Regions from separate parts of the Homo sapiens genome. Here regions 1 and 2 are each linked to region 3. Evidence: read pairs that join two places in POLR2A ChIA-PET (ENCODE). Cell type or tissue: HepG2. All regions are shown on one strand. Links, peaks and the distances in the headings refer to the core of each region. The heading gives the core; the rest is flanking DNA.

The links. Peaks named below come from ENCODE experiments on the same cell type or tissue, not always from the same donor. Only the 100,000 strongest peaks of a DNase experiment are listed, where the experiment ranks them.
Region 1: POLR2A ChIA-PET joins it to region 3 with 5 read pairs; 2 of 35 experiments call an interaction of 5 or more read pairs at or near these places.
Region 2: POLR2A ChIA-PET joins it to region 3 with 5 read pairs; 2 of 35 experiments call an interaction of 5 or more read pairs at or near these places.

What each region holds. Positions count from the first base shown.
Region 1 is chr5:95,876,932-95,882,475 of GRCh38, forward strand. LOC105379091 (a long non-coding RNA gene) reads left to right here. Exons shown (of 3, transcript XR_001742813.2): 3 at 1-4,675. Among named protein-coding and RNA genes, the nearest start is that of LINC01554, 27 kb to the left of the region's middle. In HepG2, for the core only: no CTCF peak of the experiment used is centred there; DNase peaks (open chromatin) are centred at 1,730 and 2,240; H3K4me3 peaks cover 1,090 bases.
Region 2 is chr5:95,930,109-95,935,108 of GRCh38, forward strand. The region is part of intron 2 of ELL2 (elongation factor for RNA polymerase II 2); the gene reads right to left. Among named protein-coding and RNA genes, the nearest start is that of ELL2, 29 kb to the right of the region's middle. In HepG2, for the core only: no CTCF peak of the experiment used is centred there; no DNase peak of the experiment used is centred there.
Region 3 is chr5:96,196,530-96,202,073 of GRCh38, forward strand. The region is part of intron 1 of LOC101929710 (a long non-coding RNA gene); the gene reads left to right. It also overlaps a transcript of CAST not described here. Among named protein-coding and RNA genes, the nearest start is that of MIR583, 120 kb to the left of the region's middle. In HepG2, for the core only: no CTCF peak of the experiment used is centred there; a DNase peak (open chromatin) is centred at 3,382; H3K4me3 peaks cover 830 bases.

The sequences.
Region 1 (5,544 bases), core at 223-5,222, 320 kb before region 3:
CGTTGCACCAATAGGTGGAAACTGAGTCTGGCCATGATGCATTGCATCCCACCTCCAGGCAGAATACAGGAGGAGGGGTGGTTACAATAGTGGGTGGGGGCCCTGAGGGCTGTCAAGTTATCTGTGGAATGGCCTCAACTCAAGGGTAATGTTAGCAGGAAGGGAGGCATTTTCATAGCAGATTGAGGTGTTTACCTGGTTGAAGAAGCCGAGGCAGTGAGGAATGCCTGGCCCAGAGCAGAGCAGGGCAATGGAAATGTTACCTCCTGTAAAAAGGGGTTTACATCAGTACTCTTGGGAGAAAAACTTTCAAGGAGGCAGAACATGACTGGGCTGTGAGGAGACCTTACTGGGTCCCTCCAGTTACCAGGCCAATTTTGGGGCTCAGCACCAAGCCTGAGAGGATGAGCTCTTAAGGCAGGCTGACAGGAGGTGGGTACAGTGGGGGAGATAAGACCTGTGTTGTTTTTTGTTTTTTTTTTTGAGACACCGTCTCACTCTGTCACCCAGGCTGGAGTGCAATGGCGTGATCTTGGCTCACTGCATCCTCCGCCTCCCGAGATGAAGTGATTCTCCTGCCCTAGCCTCCTGAGTAGCTAAGATCACAAGCGCCCGCTACCATGCCCGGCTCATTTTTGTATTTTTAGTAGAGAGAGGGTTTCACCAGCTTGGCCAGGCTGGTCTCGAACTCCTGACCTCAGGCAATCCGCCCGCCTTGGCCTCCCAAACTGCTGGGATTACAGGCCTAAGCTTCCACGCCCGGCCACGACCTGCATTCTTGGCTAGCGCTGATACCGATGGACCTTTCCTGGCCTGTTTCTTCTTGGTGGTTTATCCCACCTCATGCTAAAAATAGTTTAAAAGAAGGGCCCATTGAGAAAGCCTGGAAACATCTGTAAAAGGCATAAAGAGGCCGGGCGCGGTGGCTCACGCCTGTAATCCCAGCACTGTGGGAGGCCGAGGTGGGCGGATCACAAGGTCAGGAAATCGAGACCATCCTGGCTAACACGGTGAAACCCCGTCTCTACTAAAAATACAAAAAATTAGCCGAGCGTGGTTGCGGGCGCCTGTAGTCCCAGCTACTCGGGAGGCTGAGGCAGGAGAACGGCGTGAACCCGGAAGGCGGAGCTTGCAGTGAGCGGAGATCGCGCCATTACACTCCAGCCTGGGAGAGACAGAGCGAGACTCCGTCTCGGGAAAAAAAAAAAAAAAAAAAAAAAGGCATAAAGCATTGATTGTCAAGTGGTCTGGTAAGAAAATACTTACTGCGCTTCCTTACTTTTGCTCATTTTTCATTCCCAAAAGGGCTTCTTTTCAGTTTCTCTGACCCTCGGGCATCTTTCTCCCAGCCCCCTTGTTTCAGTTTCCTGCTTGCCCACCAATAACCTCGTTAGAGCCACACCACACACATGGTTCGCCTGCTGCTGACAACAGACAGAGCTCATGGGCAATTTTAATAGTGCAGATGTTATTTCTCTTCTTCTCAGAGGAACGGCCTCTGAGAGCCCCACAGTGATGGGGCTATAACCCCAGAAACCTCCACAAGGGAGGGGCCAGCCAGTCTCGGCTCTCTGCACTCACTGTGCACCAGCCTCTGGCCTCCAGGAAGACGGAGGGCGCTGGGGAAGGCAGTCATGGTTCCTCCCCAGCTCAAACTTTCCCATGTGAAATCCCGTGGGCCAGTTTGAGGTCCACTGGCCACTAAAATGCAATCTCTCTGTTTTGGAAACTTTCCTCAGAACTAATTAGCAACAAGAGACGCTCACAGATAAGAACCTCAAATACCAAAACACCACTGATAAGGCACTAACTGACATGCCTAGACCTGAGGAGGGAATCATGTCTGGGCTTCATCTCCCCAGCAATGGGTAGTAAAGGCAAACAAGCCATTGAAGGAACAAGTTCAGCAACAAAAAAGCAAGGCCCTAAATAGCTTTTGTTAATGAGAAGTGATTTGGATACACATACATTCAGTGAGCCTAAAGTCCGTCTTACCTTGGGGCCTGTCTACCATGCTCTTTATGGAGCTCTCCCCTCAACAAATATTAGCTTTAGCCACCTCTTGGGGAAGCCTGACCCCACTGCCTCACTGTGCCACGTCCCCTTATTATTAATTCTCACAGCCAACCTTTTATTTTGGAGCATTTACCACAACTGGAATCAAGTTGTGTCATTTGCATTTCTCTTGTTCAATGGTGTATTCCCACCACCTAGCACAAAGTCTATGTAAATATTTGCAGAACAAATATGCATGGCTTCTATGACTGAGGAACTCACAAATATATATAAGAGGGTTTCATGCAGGACTTGCTGACAGCTTTGGTTGAAGTCACAAGATGTGCCATCTACATCCACAACTTCCACACTGTAGTGTAACTCAGATTCTGAACCCTATATTGCAGGACTCACAGAGAGGAGTAGTAAAAAAAAAAAGCCAGTTTTTCTCCCTTCACTTCTGGCTCCTCACTGATGTAAGGGGTGGAAGTAGAAAAGTCAGCTCATGTTAGAAATCAGGGTTTCTATAGAGGGTTGGCAGTGAGCTTCCCTCTTGCCACAAGGCTAAAGAGAACAGCTTCATAAAGAGTACTTAGAAAAAGTAATTTGTGACACCTCAAGCTTGGGGGACACACAGGGCTGGTATGTGACTTGTGCCTGAAAATAAAGGTCTAGCAGAGTCAAGGATGCATTTGGAAGTCACTACACTCACGGATACCAGCCCAAAAGTGCTGATTGGTCTATGACTGGGGTGGGAGTGTGGGTGAGCGACCAGATGGGACACCTCGAGTTGGCATGTTGGTATGATCATTTTTAAATGGGCAGTAAGCTTACTAGCTTCTTGCCTGAAGTGACGGCAGTATGCTATTGGAGGCAGATGCTGAAGGCCACTGCAAGGGCCAGCCATAGGAGAGGTCAGAGGAGTCCGAGGCAACCAGGGTGGGCTTTGACAATGCCCAAAGGAAACCAAGGCCAAGGACTTCAAAGCTGTCATTCAATCAGCCCTCTCATGCTCCTTGTCTCTCCTCCCTACCTTCCCACCCTTTCATCCTGGGAAATGCTGGGTGGTGGGAGGAGTGGGGAGGATGGCAAAAAGCACTTGGCTTCCAGACTAAAGCAGGCCTAAGCTGGACGAGGGGAGAATATTCAGTTCTAAATGTATTTCAGAACTGTGGCTGTTACATGACTGGACTTGTGAGTTACTGAAATGAGGCCCTTGCTAAAAGTGAATACAGGACTTATTTAAAAGTAGCTGTCTCTGAGGAATTCTGGGAACCGCCAGAAATTTCATCTCTGAAGGCAAACAGCCCCCAAAAAGTGGATTTGTAGGGACACACATGACAATCGCTGTTGCTTTATGATTGTCCCTCATGGTCAATGTGACAGTGTTTAAACTTCACAGGCATTATCCTACATTACCAGGGATGAAAGAAAGAAGATCTAGGGGTTTAGGCAAATTGCCCTGGGTCAAAGGTAGGTGAATGTCACAACTGGAACTCAGGCCCAGGGTAGAGAACTCCATGTTCCGTTCTTTCCCCCAATACCACAAAGCATTTTCTATCCTCCCCAATTTTTCATGCTTTTAGGTCCCTATTTCTGACCTGGCCTTGTCACCATCTATATGTCAGGTCATTTTTAACCAAAGACAAGGGGAAAATGGTAAGATGTGCATGCTAACAGAAGAGGGGAGCCAGGGTCATTCACTCAGTCAAGAGGAGGGAGTGAAGAGAAGGGAGGAGCAGGTGGGGAGGGTGAGTTAAGGAAGGGAGGGGTGGATGATAATTGGCTACCACAGCAATAAAGATTTGTCAACAGGGGCAGAGAAAGAGGAGGGAAGGAGGAGGGTGGAGAAAAAGGTGGCTTTGCTGACGGTCCCTAGTGTCCCCTTACAGCTGTTCTCAGCTGCAGAGTTCTGAAGCTCAGGTGGCCACGAGACCCCTAGAGACCCTCCTGGCACTCCTTTGACAAGGCTGATTTAAATGAACTCTATCCTTGGGAGGAGAAGGAAAAACTTACAGGTGTAAGAAAGAGTGATTTTCACAGCAGCCTTTTATCCAAAGCATCTTACCTGTAACGAACAACCCCCTCTAGTAACTAGGTGGCAAGAAGCACTTAGGCTTCCAGACAAAAACGCTCTTTTAAAAACTGTCCTCTATAAAGACAACTGGAAAAGAGAATAGAGAGAATATTCAAAGTTCAGCTCAAGTTGAGAACAAATGCATCAGCACTGTGTCTAAGTTACTGGTAGCCAAGATGCCAAGAGAAGCTAATGTGGGACTTGAAAAGATTCACAGAGGGCCGGGCGTGGTGGCTCATGCCAGTGCTGCTAATCCCAGCACTTTGGGAGGCCAAGGTGGGCAGATCACGAGGTCAGGAGTTCAAGACCAGTGTGGCCAACATAGTGAAACCCCGTCTCTACTAAAAACACAAAAAATTAGCCGGGTATGGTGATGTGTGCCTGTAATCCCAGCTACTCAGGAGGCTGAGGCAGGAGAATCGCATGAACCCGGGAGGCGGAGGTTGCAGGGAGCTGAGATCGTGCCACTGCACTCCAGCCTGGGCAACAGAACGAGACTCCCTCTTAAAAAAAAAAAAAAAAAAAGATTCACAGGAAAAAAAAAGTATTTCATAGAGAAATCTGATTTTTGATAGAGAAATCAATAGCAGAGCTTTTAAAATGTTCTGGGCTGTGTCCATTTACCGGGGAGCTCAATCAATCACTCTTATGCAAAAATCTAAATTAACCTAATAGGGTTGTTCAGCTCTGACTGGTTGCTTTGCTACATATATTGCTACAGAACTTTCCACCTCTGAATAAAAGATGGAAAGAAATAATTTTAAAGTATCCAATAAAAATACATATAGTAAACTTATGAGGTGCCAGACACCTCTCTACGTATGTGTCAGCCCAGCAACCTCCAAGGCAGGTACTATCCTGTTCATGATGGGAAACAGAGGATCTGGGGCTTTATAAACATGCCCACAGTCTGTGGCTTGTGAGTGGCACAACAGGACTCTAAGCCAGGCTGTCTGGCAAGACTCCTTGCTCTGAAGCCCTGTGCCCGCTGCTTGTGCTCTGGCACAGCTTGCCTGGCACTTTACCACTCCTTGTCTTCGTATCATTTTTTGGAAGTGGCTGCTGGGCTGTTCTCGGCACCACCTAGGAAGAGTGTGTAAGCTCCTGGGGTCCCATCCTGCCTTCCCACGTGCTGTCACTTAGACGTCTTCATTTCACCATCTACAATGTGAAGGGTTGGGATTCCTGTAACTGGAGAACTAGCAGAGCCCATCAACAGCATTGGGCTCTGCTAGTTCTTGGAAGCACTTGGAAAATTACACAAATGCTAGGCATAAAATAAATGTCAATAAAAACACGTGGCAAAAGGACTCGCAAAGTCAAGTCAGTGTCTTAGTCCATTTGCATTGCTATAAAGGAATACCTGAGGCTGGGTAATTTATAAAGACAAGAGGTTGATTTGGCTTATGTTTCTGGAGGCTGTACAATAAGCATGGTGCTAGCATCCACTTCTGGGAAGGGCTTCAGGGAGC
Region 2 (5,000 bases), core at 1-5,000, 270 kb before region 3:
TTCTTCTTGTCAAATAGGAAGCAGAATTTTGTTTTAAAAAATGGTTTCTCAGAAACAAAGCCCAAACCTGAATTCTACAAGGAAAAAAAATCTTAAATATGAATCGCAACTTCCAATTCATTGCCAATCTCCTCTCCTTGTACCCTGGAGCCTTGAGCAACGTTCTTTTGCATTATGCCAGGAAGAACTGCTGGCAAATGTAAGTGGGCTTAGAATTCATGACTGCAGTCAGCAGCAGTTGTGTAAATCTAGGGAGAGACTGGTATTTGACACCTGCAAGTCCTCAAGGTTAACAGAAGTCTCAAAAAGCCCAAGCCCCAGATTTTGTAAAATACATGGTTTCACCCCAACCTAATCAATGTCACCAAGAAAACTTGTAAGTCCAATAAGACAAACAATAGTTAAGTCTGCAGAATATTTCCATATAGATTTAGAAGTATATTTAACTCTTAATTCTCTGCTTTCAATATCAATTGTTTTTGAGCCTTTTCTTGGGTAAAGTTACCGAATGCTTTTTTCAAAGTAAGTCTTACGGGGAACTTATTTTATGTATTACAAACAGACTCAGAAATGCTCTAGTTAAGGAAGGAATGATGAGAGACTGGAATTGCTGAGGCAGCCACTGTGGTAAGTCCTCCCTGGGGACCAAAGGCACAAGACCACAGTCTATGCTAAACAAGGAGAAACAGCAATAAGACATACAATATTTGGGGTATATCATTTTAATTAATTAAATTGTAGTCAAATCTTAAATGAACATTACAAAAGTGTGTGTGTAAAAATATGCACCATTTTGTGCCATTTTTTTTTTATGAGAATTGGTGCCAACTATTTGGAGAATACCAAAGGTAGGAAATGGTGTCCTGCTTTCTTGTTCTTTCTCCTTTTTAAAACGCTTTCTTTAGAATTCTCCCTTTGCACTTCCAGTTCCAAGTTGTTTCTCAATGGTTTGAGAAGAAAGTGAAAACTTCTCTTTTACAAACGGATGAAAAGAGAGAGCCCTAATGGACCACATCTAGGATGCTAGATCATTGGGTCTGGAGCAAACTACCCAGTTTCCAACTCTGGCTCCAGAATCTACCATCTGTGTTACCTTGGGCAAATAACCTCAGTAATCCCCAGTTTCCATACTTGTAAAATGTAGATAATGATATTACCCACCTCATATGACTGATGTGAAGTTCAGAGATAACCCATCTAAGGTGTTTGGCACAAGGCCCGGTACACAGTAAGTGCCAAAAAATGTTTGCTTTGATAATACAAAGACAATATTGGGGAGCTCCCACTCCAATTCTGACCTGTTTGATTCTAACACACACATGCCTTCCTTACTATAATGAGATGTTTTATTTTTGAAGTAATTTCTGGTAACAAGCTCTTCGGATAATCAAAAGTTAACTATACTCATTCTGAATCTTCATAATTTAGAGAAAAATAAGGGGCTACAAGTCTTCTGGGTCAAAGCTTAAGTGTTAGTGTAAATGGAAACCAAATAAGGTATCTGGAAAAATAAACAAATAATGAAAACAACTAGCAATATTTCCAACTGTCTCAAACTCAAAATACAGAAAGATAAGGTATGAGAATGAATCAGCTAAAACAGGTGTCCATGGAAGGCTGAAAAATTACAGATGCCTGCTGCTCCTCTAGAAGGGTAGCAAACACTGCTTCCCAAGTGCCCTATCCATAAAAAAAAAAAAAAAAAAAAAAAAATACTGCTTTCAGATTCCCAGAGTCCCAGATACTAGCTACAGCACAACAAAGAAACAAAGAAAATAGAATTAAGGGTTCTCATGGGAATCACAACTTTATGACTCTAAAGCATTCAATCTTCATAAATACAAACAGTATTTTAAAGTCTGTGGGGGTGTTTTTTTTTTTTTGTATCAAGCTATAGGTAGCCCTAAAAATGAACCAAACATATAGTATTTTAATTTTTATAAATCTGTTTCCGAACATCTACTCTGAAAATGCATTCCTGAGGCAGAGTCTGGTTTACTCCATAAAATTTATTTCTATTCAGTTTTCATAAGTCAAATTTGTTTGTTAATTTTCTTCAAGCCTATAAAGAAAATAAAACTATTTCTAATTTCACATGTATAAAGCTATTGATATGCACAACACATCAAGAGCTAAATTAGAGACTACAGTTCTGATTTCTAAGAGGTTGGCATGTCTGATGTAAATAAGAGGGCCTGTCAAGTTTCTTAGACAGACTGATTTATAATTGCAAGAAATATAGGACTAAAAAGATTTCTAAGGATGGTTAGGCCATTGGCAAAGCCATCAAATCTATGCCTTCACATAGAGAAAGAGACACTTTGGCAAAAAAGGGCAAAGGTTTACATATGGGTAATTAAGGTAATTACTATATTTGAATAACTGATATTACAAAACTTTTGCTTATCTTTTAGATAGTTATTTAATTCTGCTAGGAGGTAGAACCACATACCACAGAGTCCCTCTAAAATAATGAAACTATATAAAGTAGTAAAACATTTTATCCCCTGGCCAATAACTCACAGCATTGCTCCATGAAAAAAAGAGATCCATACCGCTAGGCTTTGTGAGACGTTTGCAATGTTCTTTTAAAGAAGACAGGCATCTAAAGATGAAGGTAGAAATTCAAAAGCACTAAATGATTATGACCACAAACAATGGTAAAGAAAAATGTCAAAATAGCAAAATACAGTATGTAAAAAGTTATATAAATAGAATAATTATTTTTAAAAGTTAGAGAAATAGAGTAATTTTGTCAAAGGGAGTCCATGAACTACTAAAATAAAAACTCTCCCCACCATATTGGGAGAAAGCATGAATAGTATAAAGGAATGAAAAACTCAAAACCACTCCTAGCAATACCAGATGGAGACAACAAGGCACTGGATGTTACTTTACGCTATCTTAAAACATTGCAGTATTTTACTCATGTCAGATTATAATCAAACAAATCACGCTGTCAAACAGTTTTTAGACATTATCAAATGATTAATTTTGAAATTCAAAAAACATGTATCCAATATTGGCTGGGGAAAACCCCTTGTGACTGGCACTTTCGAACAGCTGTGGGAATATAAGGCAGCAGCAGCTTTCTGGGGGTGGGGGATTCAGATGGGATAAATGATTTGGTGACAGTTATTGAAAACTTTAAAAGTATTCTGACCTAATAAATGCCATATCTAGGAATCTATCCTGAGGAAATAAAGATAGCAATAATAATTTATGCACACGGATTTTAATCATACCATTATTGTTATACAGAAACCATACATGTAATAGGAGAATGGCTAAATGATAGTGCATCCATAAAATGAAATGTTAGGTAGCTATTTAAAAGCAACTTTTATTATTTAATAACATAGGAAAATGCTCATGATACATGCTAAATGAAAAAAGAATATAAAAAAGCAATAAACACATTAAGCCTGCAATTTTAAAAATGTAAGTGTGAGCAAGAAGAAAAGACTAGAAAGAAATTGAATAAAACTGTTTTTCACTATTAGGGACCCTTTTATTACTCATCTTTATTCTTATGTGTATTTTATACACTTTACAAATGTTTATTCACTTTGTTTTTCAATCAGAAAAACAATAAAGGCTGCATAAAAATAATAACTAGATTTTAGGTTATCACTGATACTTGCCCTTTGACCAATTACCTTAAATATTCTTGAAAGAGGTTAGAGATTTTTTTTTTTTTACAGAATCAGAATTTATGAAGTAAAAGACTTTATCCCAAATTAATCCTGGACTCATTATTCTATTCTTCAAGTTTTCTAAAGAAGGAACAAAACACTGTCTTCCTTTAGAAACAAAACACAAAACATCAAGCATCCCTAACAAAGTTTTCCGTTATAGCCAAATACAGAGCTTTCAAACAGCTGTGGAAATCTAAGTAAGCATCATCTTACTATTCAGTGGAAATGGAACACCCTCAAATACCTTCTTTCCTAATCTGAAAACTGACTTATAAATTACCAACATAACTAGATTAAGGAAAAACTAAAAAGCATTCAGATTAGTCATAACAAAAACTTCTAAGTATTGATTAGTAGAGTATTACTACCTTCATAAATATGGCTATGCCTTATATTCTTACTCTAAAATAAGATATCCATAACATACCTTACTAAGTGGTTATTAAACCCTAGGCTTTTCATGTATTATAAAGAACTGCCCTTTTCCTATGGCTGCTTAGGTACCAACCCTCTACTGATGTGGGCCCAATTTAGTTCTTTAATCACTTGGCTATTGCATTCTGAGTTTTATTACCCTAAGCCCCCTAAGAACCTCATCTTTTAAAATTCAACCAACTGCTGCTTTTCATTCCCCTAATCTGTCCTTTCTAGACTGGACTTTTTCCTAGGACACTTTACAATGCCACTGCTCCAAAACATCAAGTGTTAACTCAGAAAGGAAAGTAACCTCCACTCCCACACCCTTGATAACACCAGCAACTCTGCCTGCACCTTCTTTCCACTGGAGAGAGAGAGATCACAGACAGAGAGAAAACTTTCTTTCTCCACTGATAGATGACAAAGCAACTCTATCAAGTAGTTGACTACCAAGATATTAGCTGGTGTCTAGCTCTAGATAACAAGACCTGCCTTCTCTGTTCTCCTTGTCAACTTGTTTTTTTAAACCTTTAATATCCAGTTTTTCTCCTTAGAGTCTTGTCATATTTGAACTTGGCATCTCCAAAAATTTCTTTTATGTTTCTCGAACAATTAGGAAATACAGATTTAAAATGCCTTTTTGGCATCTATTGAAACATGTTCTGGTTTTTCTTATTTAACCCATAAAGATGACAAATTATCTTTAATGATAATGAGAACAACTTTAACATATTTGTTTCTGCAAAATAAGTATAGCTTGATAGTTATGAAGTTCAATGTCATAATAAGAACCTGTAAACTCAAGAACTAGAATGTGAGCAATAACACATCCATCCATACTCCTCTCCTTTTCCCTCTGCCTGCCTTTCCCTTCATGGGTAACCA
Region 3 (5,544 bases), core at 284-5,283:
TTTTATAGATGGGGTAGTTTGAAAAAGGTAGTAATACTTGAGCCAGGACTTGAGCACTGTGAGCAGCTGTGAGGAAGAAATAGCCAGTGCAAAGGCCCTGAGGCAGGAACCAGCTGGGGAATGAAAGAACAGTGAAGCACCGTTACAATAAAAAAGTGGGGATACAAGATGAGGTCAAAAAGAAGGCAAGGGCCAGATAACGCAGGGTCCTGCAGGTCACGGTAGAAATTTGAATTTCTTCTAAATGTGATATATCTAATCAGGGAGTGAAATACCTTTTTATCTTATAAAAATAACTCAGGCTCTGTTTAGAGAATCGAGCATGGTCAGCTAAGAGTGGAGTGAGGAAGAGCAGCTAGCAGACTGTTACATTAGTTCAGTCTAGGGATGATGACTGCTTATTAGAGTAATGCTTTTGACTGAAGGAATGATATGAAAATCATGAATATGCCTCTTTTAACAGACATTCTCAATTAAGAAGGCCACAACTATGACTCTTACAAAATGATTCTTGAACTTGTATTTTTTGGCCTTTATGTTCACATGTTCAGCACTTTCATTAGTTTCATTTCTCCCTGCTGTTAGGCCACTGCCTCCTTGAGCTCAGAACCACCGGGTTAGGTGATAGGTCAGGGCAACTTACTTTTTATCAGGCTAAAGGCATCTGTCCCAGTTCAAATCCAGAGAGCAACCCTTGCTTGTTTCTGCCATTCCCTTATTTTTTCCCACAGCCTTCTCTTTCCCAGTTTCTCCTGCTTAATTTTCTGTCCCAAGTGGAACACAGTCTCCCAACTTCTCCCCTACTCAGCTGTCTACTCTGAAAAACACGCAGATGTCAGTTTTCATGCTGCTTTTCTGAGGGGTTTATTTTTGTTGTAGAGGAATACAGAGATGAATACAAATTTTAAAAACTGTAGAAAACTCCTCAAGTTATTTTACCCAAGGAAGGGAAAGTGGGGAAGTCATTCTCCTTTTCATTAAACCTTAAGTACAGCTGGAAGGGGCTGGACAGATTTTCAACACTTCTTTTTTTAAAAGGGAAGTCGTATGTTGACATGACTGTTGACAAGAATATAATAAAACCTAACATTTAGTGAGCCATTGCTATGTGCCAAGCATTGTTGTAGGTATCTTCAAACTGAGGCATGTCCTATTGCTACCCCCTTCACAAATGAGAAAACTGAGGCACAGGGACATTAAGTAATTGGCTCCAGGTGAGGGGCCAACCTAGACATTTTTTTGTGTGTGTGTGACAGTCTTGCTTTGTCACCCAGGCTGGAGTACAATGGCAGGATCATGGCTCACTGCAGCCTTAACCTTCTGGGCTCAAGTGATCCTCCCATCTCAGCCTCTCAAGTAGCTGGGACCACAGGTGTGCACCACCACACTTGGCTAATTTTTGTATTTTTTGTAGAGATGGGGTCTCACTATATTGCCCAGGCAATATAGTGTCAAAACTCCTGAGCTTGAGCTATCAGCCTGCCTTGGCCTCCCAATGTGTTGTGATTATAGGTGTGAATCACCACGCTGGCCCAACCTAGAAATTAGACAGGTTTTTCCCTTCTCTAGGCGATGCTGCCTCTCCAGGTGAGATGACTTGGCAATCTGTAGAGAAGGCGGCCTTTGCAGAGATGGGCTGATGAGAGACTGGTCACACATCCTGCCTCCCAGGCCCTCCTCCTGTCTCTATCCCCTCCATGCTCAATCTGGTTTTACCTCTGGACTTCATTTAGTGTACCTCTCACTTAGGCTGTTTTTGATAAGTATCTCTATAAGTGAATAGTTGCAAAAATTAAAAGAAATATGCCCTTTCCCTTTGCCCCTCCCTTTGTCAGTGAATTTCTGACTTAGGCTGTCTCATACTTATTTGCTTTAATAGCTGCTCTCTGCTTCTCTGTGGATACTTACATTGTTTCTGAAGTGGGGACCAGGAAAGCAGCGCTCCCCAAGCTGTGGGGACACAAGGCTTTCCTCCACATGGCTCTCCTCCTCCTTGTGTGCTGGGCACATTCATTTATCAGCCTGTCCTTCTCATAGGTATCCTCTTGGTCACAGCAGGCTCCAGGAGATTACTTGTCTCACTACTGAATTTTCTTTATATGATTTTTTTCTAAGTATGTATGAAATTATAGTCTTGAACTTTCCTTTTTCATACACAAACTAATCATTATGAAGCCCAATAATGATCCCTGAGGGAAAAACCACATGGAGCAAAAGGGCTCAGACGTGGAGTGAGGGTGTTTGACAAGACATCATTCCCGGACCTGTGGATACAGTTCTCTCCAGGGGTCAGTAAACTACATTTTTATGACTTGAATTTGTTTTTCAGGATATTACATCATGGTTTCCCCAAAGCACAATTGTGTGCTGTCATGTCCATTTTTCATGTTCCATATCATTCCTAGACTTAAAATAGTAAGCTCTGAGCATCATGTCTTACTGGTCTTATGACTTAAACACAGAAGAGGTGAAGGTTTAAAGAAAAACCAGACATACTCCATGAGCCAAAGGGACTGGTTTTCTATAATCTCTTTGATAAAAACCCTTTGACATTATTCTCATGGGTTATGTGACTATAGGCTGGTCAACTTGATTATTTTCCCTTGAGTATAATAAAAGTGTGTAGGAGAGATTCTCTTTAAATTTGAGATTTAAGTATGATTTCTCTCTCACAAGATAGAAGATGGATATATCTCATCATTTTATTTTTGAGAAAGAAAGGCTTTGGTGTTCATTGTTTAAGTTAAAGCAGTCCTGTTCTTGGGCCAAGAACAAGAAAAAAGAACAAAGGAAAGGACTGGAAACATTTACTTCTCAAAAAAGGATGAGAAATATTACTTTCTGTCTTCTAGTAAAAATCTGTTCTTCAGAAAGATTCAAATATTCCTTCACACTAAAGTGAAAGTGACCGAACACAGCTTAAATATGATTTCTCCCAAAGGAAGTTGTAGGTTTACATAGACCAAATCTTTACAGAGGACTCTCCCAATTCTTGATGTACCTATTTTTTTGGTCTGTTTGCTTCTATTTAAAATACATAATGAATTTTGTTCCAGAAAAAAAAATTTAAGGCCACATATTACACAATAAGAAAATAAATTTAAAAATAAGTAATTGAGAACATTAGGATGACTTTGAATATTCAGAGTTTTGGTTTTCAGAGAAAAGAGGAAATAACTGTATTTTGTTGTTGTTAGAAAACTCTTATTTTACCTTGAAATCTTAGCAGAGCAGGGATGGGATGGGGTCACTAACTCCACCTACAGCAGACCAACCTTTCAACATATGTCAATAATTTTATGGTGAAAATATTTTTCTCTCTCAGCTTGTTTGAGCATTTAGTACAGTTTACTATTCCAGCTTTAGTTCTCCGGTAGCCTTCTCTTTGGTTACTTATTAACCTCCCTTTAAAGTACAACTTAGTCTAGAAAGGTACAAAGTTCAGTTACTGTTACTATTGTTCTTGAATATGATAATAAATAAGGCCACTCTATAACTGGAAATGCCTTCTAAAACATATTTGTAGATAAAACAGCTAGTCTGGGGGCATCGGCGCTGAACACCAGCTTTCTCAGAGGTAACCCTGCAGTAACAGGACAAAGCTGCCCGTGTGAATGGGAAGTTTGCATGATACCTGTACCCCAAATCACCCATGTGCTTCACTCCCATCTTCCACCTTCTCCTTTCTCTATTATTATCCTTATAAGGATAGGATGTCAAAGGAGATCAAATATTGCCCCAGGGGAATCCAGAAGGAAGAAAGCAGTAGATGTCCTCCTCTCTATAGATATGTCTATTTTGAAATTCATTTAAGATGATGATTGCTCAGAATCCAGAATTCAAACCGAAAAAGGGCTAGTCAGTTTTCCCCCATTTGGAGTAGTGGAAAAAGTTGCCCTAGAACACTAGAGTAAGTTTCTAGATGCTATATCTGCCAACCGGAAAGAGACTGTGTCCCTTACTTGCCTTCCCAGAACCTAGAACAGTACCTGGAACATCATATGTGTTCAATAAACAGATAATGAGTGTAATGGGAGCTCTAAGGTACTTTTTAGATACAGGATATCCTTTAATTCTTACCTGTTAATTGAACACAAATAAGCTCCTGCTTCTTCTTATACTGTGTTGATCAAGGATGCTCAACTCTGGAATCTAATTGCCTGCATTCAAAACATGTCTTCCTCACTTACTAGCTGTATAATATGGGGAAATTGCTTAGTTCCTCTGTGGCTTAGTTTCCTTACTGTAAAGGGGTTGTTAGGAGAAGTAAATGACATATTAAATGCTTAGCACAGCACTAGACACCCTTAGCCTAATAAATGTTGGCCAGCAGCCACAGTATGTTATCCCCAGCTTAAGTCTGATCTACTATAAAACTATAAAGGAAGGTTCTTTTTGGCTAGAAATAATAGGAATTTAAAGGAGTTAAACACAGATTCACATCTACGTGTGGCTTTTCAAGTCATGTAATAATAAAAGAGCATTGAAAAGGACTGCTTTCCAGAGAAAAGTAGGCAGATATCCAAAGTATTTTTGAGTCAGGAATAAATGTTGGTGAATTAGTCTATTCAAAGAGATGTTTAGAATTATCTGCAATAAAATGAATTATTTTCCTACTATAATAAAAAATAAAAATAATTTTAAAAGCTTTATGAGATTTCACTTTGAAGTTATTTTTCTTTAACAAATATGCCATTCACTCAACAACTATTTATTTAGCAACTATGTGCTAAGTGTTGTGTTTGGTGCTAGTGCAGGAAAACGAAAAAGGAATAGAGCCTGTTTCTAATGAGTTTAGAGAATAAATATTTAGCTAAATAGTACTCTCCAAAATAGTTATCCTGGGATCCTGCACATTAATTCCAATATTGCTGCTGTTGCTCGACACTTTCAAACAACTCTTGGGCAATGCCTTCAGAATCAATGCACGAGCCACACAGAAACAGCAATGACCACTTTACTTTTTGAAAGGACCAATATTCAGTGGATATTAAAAACCCATATTCTCCTTTATTGGTTGGTAAATGCCACAGCTCAGAAACCCCAATGTGTCCACTCATCCCCACTCCTACATTTTTCCCTATGGGACCACCTAGAACATTTCAAACACCTCGTAATCCAGCTACTGTAGAGTTAATACATGGATCTGGGTTAAGGTCCTCCAGGTCCCTGCTCCAATACCACCAGTTCTGACTGCTCGGTGTTCAGCCTTAGCTATTGTTGAATGTGTTGAATATTACCCCTAATATAAAGTGTCACAGTGCATCCCCCAATCTACTGTCCTGTCTACTTCTTTCTCCTTGATGCCCCCAGGGCCCCATCTCCTACGGTAGGTTGTTTTTAATTATTGATTAGACAAATCCAACTTTAAGGGGCAAAGTTTGGCTATCTTTTGAGATATTTGTTTAAAATAAGATGAAATAAAAATAAAATAAAATAAAATAAGATGAAATAGCTTAAAGACAGTTCCAAAAGAGAGGTCCTAAAATTGTTCTGAGCAAAGGGAAATGTCATTGAAACTAGTCTGAGGTCTCCCAAGGTGAC